2 separate regions of the Homo sapiens genome follow, and region 1 is linked to region 2. The links are chromatin loops, found by intact Hi-C in ENCODE. Cell type or tissue: chondrocyte. All regions are shown on one strand. Each heading gives the region's core, and the rest is flanking DNA. Links, peaks and the distances in the headings are about the cores only.

The links. A loop is a pair of places that touch in the nucleus more often than their neighbours do. Peaks named below come from ENCODE experiments on the same cell type or tissue, not always from the same donor. Only the 100,000 strongest peaks of a DNase experiment are listed, where the experiment ranks them.
Region 1: a loop joins it to region 2, with 5 times the contacts of the local background. A loop is called at or near these places in 4 of 110 quality-filtered maps.

What each region holds. Positions count from the first base shown.
Region 1 is chr1:7,614,906-7,617,819 of GRCh38, forward strand. The region is part of intron 6 of CAMTA1 (calmodulin binding transcription activator 1); the gene reads left to right. Among named protein-coding and RNA genes, the nearest start is that of VAMP3, 150 kb to the right of the region's middle. RefSeq lists a silencer at 1,350-1,550. In chondrocyte, for the core only: no CTCF peak of the experiment used is centred there; a DNase peak (open chromatin) is centred at 1,660.
Region 2 is chr1:7,073,457-7,076,370 of GRCh38, forward strand. The region is part of intron 3 of CAMTA1 (calmodulin binding transcription activator 1); the gene reads left to right. Among named protein-coding and RNA genes, the nearest start is that of CAMTA1-AS3, 61 kb to the left of the region's middle. In chondrocyte, for the core only: no CTCF peak of the experiment used is centred there; no DNase peak of the experiment used is centred there.

The sequences.
Region 1 (2,914 bases), core at 210-2,709, 540 kb after region 2:
AGGGTACAGGGGTCTCCTGTTCAGAACCAGGGCTTTGAGCCACAGCAGGTGTTACATTTCCCAACCGCTGCTTCTTCCTGCTGCAGAGCCCCACTCCACACACCTACAAAGAGACCCTTTTTCTCTTCCCTTCCTTCATTCATTCACTCATTCGTTCATGTGTGTATTCATCCATACGACGTGTTTGCTGAAGTGATTGGAATGTTGCACGAATGCCCTGGCCATGCATCAGTTGCAGTCTGGTGACTTCCATCTTAAAGGGCAAGGTCAGTGCCAGGCAGAGGGGCAGCCTTAGGACCTGCGATGTCAGAACCCACAGTGCTGTGGTCCCCATCCTAGCAGCAGCCTACAGGAGGCAAAGAACCTAGCCGCTGGCAAGAAGGGCAATGCAGGCCTCATACCCCACCAGTCCCTCCCTCCAACTGATGCTAAAAACTGTCCTTGGAGACAAACAGGAAGTATATATATGGCATAGTGACAGGCAGCTCGGGCTTTGGAGCAGGCTGCTTGAGTGTGGCTGCAGCTGTGACACTGATTAGCTCGAATCTTCTGAACATCAGTTTTCTTGGCCATAAAATGGGACTAAAAGCATTCCCGGAGCTGTTAAGAGGGTCAAATGAAATAGTGCATGTCAAGGGTACAGCACGCTTCTTGATGCAAAGCCAATGCTCAGCAGATGAAGACTGTTGCCACTTGTACAGATTCTCTCTTTTTGCTTTGGGCTTTAATTCTCCTACAAGGGTAGAAGTCCAGGTGAGGGGGTTTTGTGGCCACTTCGTTTGGAGGATGTGTGTTCCATGAGAGAAGAGACAAAGGTCACTTTGGGGCCATGGGGGAGGTACCAGGGAGGAGGCAGCCTGCAAGACGGATGGCTGGCATGGCCACCTCCTGGCTTTGGCCAGCTCTCCCTGGCTTGGCCACCATGGAGTGACCTTAAGCCAGTCACTCACCCTCCCCCAGCCTCAGTTTCTCCATTTGCTGAGAAGGCCTCCTCAGGCCTGCCATTCACATCCAGCACCTACAATAGCTCTTTGTGGAATGTTTTATACAGGATTTCTGTGAAAACCTAACAAGATAATGAATATGAGAGAGCTTTGAAAATACTCAGTGTTTTGTAAATGTAAGAGATTATTATTCCCATTTACCACCCTTTTAAAAGGATGTTTTTCCTCCATTCAGCCAAATTTAACTTGGATGATGAAGAACCCAGCCTGGGCTTCCCCAGCTATAATTTTCCTGTTCCTTGTGCCTCTGAATATTAAAACACAAAGGCTCACATTGCTGAGAGAAACCAAAACAGCAGCCTATTAGAGGTGCCATTGCACAAACGGAATTCAAAGTGATATTTCAAGCAGGGCGTTCTGTTTATGTAAACCTTGAGAGCACTTGATGAATGTCAGCAGAACTTTGAAATTAAAATCACTTCTTTTTTTCATACGCTGCTCACTCTGTTCTTGAGCCCACGTCTTGGGTAGTCGTGGAGGTTAAGAAACCACTCAGGGTTTACCTTATACTGTTAGAAATGCTAAGAGATGAGGCAGGGAGGCATCCTAAATGCCTCCGAACCGGTCAGCCCAGGACTGCAAGGCGAAGGCCAAGTCTCTTAAAGCAACAGCCTCCAGGAGCGCTGTCCAGAGTGCTGAAAAGGAAGCCGGGCCTCGGGGGTGACTGGGGGGCATTTGGAAGAGGGTCCTTCCCCAGGGACACATTCCTGCTGCTCCCTAGAATCCTGAGGGGGAATGGAGGGGGACCCTAGGGAGGCCAAGTCCCCTGTGTGAGCTGGAGGGAATGGAACACTAGCAGGCAGAGGGAGAAGCGTGACAGGGAGGAGAGACGGGGCCCCCCCACCAGAGTGACAACTGCAGTGGAAATGAAGAGGAGGGGTGAGCGCAGAAGCTGGAGGAACTGGCAAATAAAGTAATAAAACAGAGAGATATACCCTATGACAGCAGGGAGATAAATGGAGCAAGTTATACCAAGGGCTCATTTTTGTGCAAATATTTGGGGCTCTATAAAATAAGGCTGTTTATTATAAATCTGTCTCCCAAGTAAGTCTTGCCAGTGCACAGGTGTCACCCGCAGGGAAGTTTTCCCTCTAAGGCACAGAGGGTTGAGCTCGTGGGGTAAAGTGTGGCTGCAACTGCTCTTTCTGTTCTATAAATAGCCCTTCCCGCGGGGGAAATGAGACTGCTGGGAGCCAAGAGAAGGAGCCAGGTTCGGCCACGGGATGCCTGGTGGCCTTGACCTTCACTTCCAGCCAAGCGGCTGCTGTGGCTGTGCAGTGTCCCAGAATCAAGATGACTGACACACATGGTCGTGGCTGAGGAGTCTCTCAGTCCTGTCTTTAAATATCAGGAGGGCTCTGCTGCCACATTCTCTCTCCAGCTCAGCGGGGGAAGAGATGACAGAGCACAAAAGTGTAGCAGCAGAGAACCAGCTGAGACCGGAGGAGGACTTCAGGGTTCATCCACTCCTTCGAAAACTTTGAAAGTATAGACAACCCTCTGCCTGAAATGGCTCGAGGCAATTCTTCCTGGAACCAAGGGAAGGATTGGAAGACTTCAGGAGCTTGGGGAAATTCCCAGGAGAATTTGAGTCCTCTACCCTCAGGCTCTAGGGCCAGCATATCAGCAAAGCAAATAAGGCCTCAAAGCTGATGAGGTCCTCAATCTCAGAGCAGCCCCTTTCCCTGCTAAGCAGACACTTAGACACCCAGGAAAGGACACAGCAGGGGTGCCAGATGTCTCAATGGTAGGGTCACCTGAAGGACTTTGGTCATGCACACCCACCCCCCCACCCCCATGCATACACATAAGGTCTAAGGTACTATTTCCAGAGGACCAGGATTCCTGTTCCTCAGAGGAATTTGCTCTTGGGTCCCCGATCTTCTTGATTGTGAAATAGTCCAGTGAAT
Region 2 (2,914 bases), core at 176-2,675:
GGGGAGGGAGTGGAGATGGTGAACAAGGCCCAGGGGAGATTTGGGGCAATCTGATGTTTAGAGGACAGGGGGATGAGGAAGAACCAGCAAAGGAAACTGAGAAGCAACAGCCAGAGAAAGCAGAAGGTCAAGAGAGAGTGAGCTTGTTAGAGGCTAAGTGAAGATGACGTTTCAATGAGGAGAGAGGGTTATCAAAAGATGCTGGTAGGGCAAGTAAAATTAAGATTAAGAATTTGCCATGGGCTTTGGCAATGTGGAAATCATTGATGACCTTGACAACAGTTGTCTTGATGGAATAGTGGAGGTAAAAATCTGATAGGAATGGGCTTGGGAGAGAATGGAAGGAGAGAACTTGGAGGCAGGCAATATAAACACTCTGCAAAGGAAGTTTGCTTTGAAGGGGAGTATAAGGATGGAATAGTAACGTTTCTTAACTCTTAAAATTCTATTTCCTGATCTGTAAAATGGAGACAAAGACAACACCTCTATCACAGAGTTACCAGGAAGATTAAATGAGATGTTATTGGAAACTCAGTGCTCAACACATAGTAAGGGCTTAAAAGGTTTGCTGGTACTGACTGCTGCCTGTCTGATTGAGGAGTGGGCAGGAGGATCTGCCCTGGTGTTTCTGTGTCCTGGGTTTTTGAAGGTAATCTCTGTTACTTTACCCTCCTGGGGTTGGAAGTCAATCACAAGTTTGGGTAAATTCCCCATTTTGGCAGTTGTGAAATGACAGAAAGATCAGAAAGTCAGAAATCCCACACTCCTGCTAAGTGGTGGCTTATCTGTATGGCTGTGCAAATGAAGCACGCTGCTTCCCTCATTCCTGTATTCAGTTTTATTGCTTGTCTTGCAAAATGGCACATTTCAAGATTAAAGCCATTTTGACTTTGAGTTACTGTCTTTGAAGTATAGGATTTCCTAATTATAAAAACACATACTAATTGTAGAAAAATAGGAAAATAGAAGAAAATATGCAGAAAAGAAATTTATCTAAGGCCTCCTACCCAAATCCAACTGCTGTTAATGTTTTAGTGAATTTGCTTCCAATACTTTTATGAACTCTTTAAAAACATATTTGAGATAATACTGTTATATAGTGTTGTATCTTGCTTTTTCTCCTCAATGTTGTTAGTGTAAGCATTAAGTTCTTCATTAATGTTTTTAATGGCTATGTGCCAGGGAATCTTTACATTTTCCATCTCAACTTATATCCAAGTGAAATGGTAGGAATAGTTAACCCTTTTATAGCATTCACTGGATTCCAGGCCCTGTTTTAAGTACTTTACATAAATTAGCTCATTTAATTCTCATAACTACCTTCTCACATAGGAACGATCATTATTCCCAGTTTACAGTTAGAGCCTTTAACACACATTAAAGCCTTTCATTGGGTGTGAGGACCAAGGATGAAGGGACAGACACCCTTTAGCAGACAGTGTTGCCTTCCATGTGAGGGCTCTGGTGAGCTGGCATGCAGTCATGTTCTTCTTGAAACCCCTGTGGAGCTGGAAGTAGAGCTGGAGACATGCCTCCTACTTCAACTTTTCAGGAAAAATATCCAAACAGTTTTGGTAACTGTTAAGTGAAAACAATAACAACCTATTCCCAGCTCTCCCTTCACAATCTCTTTGTGGTTCTTATTCTGTATTTCTCTTGATTTACATCTTGTGTTCTCTCCTACCGCTGATTCTTGGTCACAACTTTGGTCATAATTCCTGCAAAAAGTGGTCGGGAGTCTTCAGTGTCCAAGGGTAGAAAGAAGAAACTGGGCCCTAGAGCAATGGTTTGCCAAAGCTATGTCCTTAGCAAGTCGTCAGAAATGTTAGTTCATGTTATAACCCAGAACACATATACATATATTCATTTATGATGATAATATCTGGACAGAAGTTTCAGGAAACAATGTTACCTATGGTGCACTTTGATACTTTCCACTCCACTCCGTTCCATTTGATTAAAACAATACCAATTTCCACTTTAAATTGGTTTCAGGACTCACTGGTTACCACAAACTGCAGAAGTCAAATTGCTGCCCTGGAGCACAGCGTTGGTTCAGCACCAAGGACAGCAGCCCATCGCTCCCTTCCCGGCCCTGTGCTCTTCCTTCCCTGCTGTCACATTTTGGTTCCTTATTCTGACTTCTCCAGCCTGTGTTGACCTGGCTCTTCTTTGACTTCCCGTGGTGCACTTTCAATCTCAGTGATTTTTTTTTTTTTTTTTTGAGACGGAGTCTTGCTCTGTCATCCAGGCTGGAGTGCAGTGGCACTCTCTCTGCTTACTGAAACCTCCACCTCCGGAGTTCAAGTGATTCTTGTGCCTCAGCCTTCCGAGTAGTTGGGATTACAGGTGTGTGCCACCACGCCCGGCTAATTTTTGTATTTTTAGTAGAGACGGGGTTTCGTCATGTTGGCCAGGCTGGTCTTGAACTCCTGATCTCAGGCGATCCACACACCTCGGCCTCCCAAAGTGCTGGGATTATAGGTGTAAACCACCACGCCCGGCCCAATCTCAGTGATTTTAGACCCTAACTTAGGTGCCTGGTCTTCGTAGATCATAAGCTTATTGGAGAGAAGACCTAGGTTTTCACTATGGCTTATGTTCCCTTTAATGCTTGACCCAGATCTCCAGGGAATTAGTGGAACTTTAAAGATGAGGATAAGGATAATGCATCAGGGTTCCTCTCCTGGGAGTGTTGCTGGCTGCAGATCTGCTGGGACTGACTTTGTAGACTGTCATCACGTTGGACAAGAAGGGCCTCGTTTTATTGGAACCTCTTTCTTTTTCACAGGACTGGAAAAAAAATTTAGTCCTCCTCCTCTTGCTATTGCTCTGTTGTAACCCTTTGAAAAGCAAGCTCCCTTTTTATGGCTTTGACATTATTGCATCGCTGAATCACAAGGTTTTCAGGAAG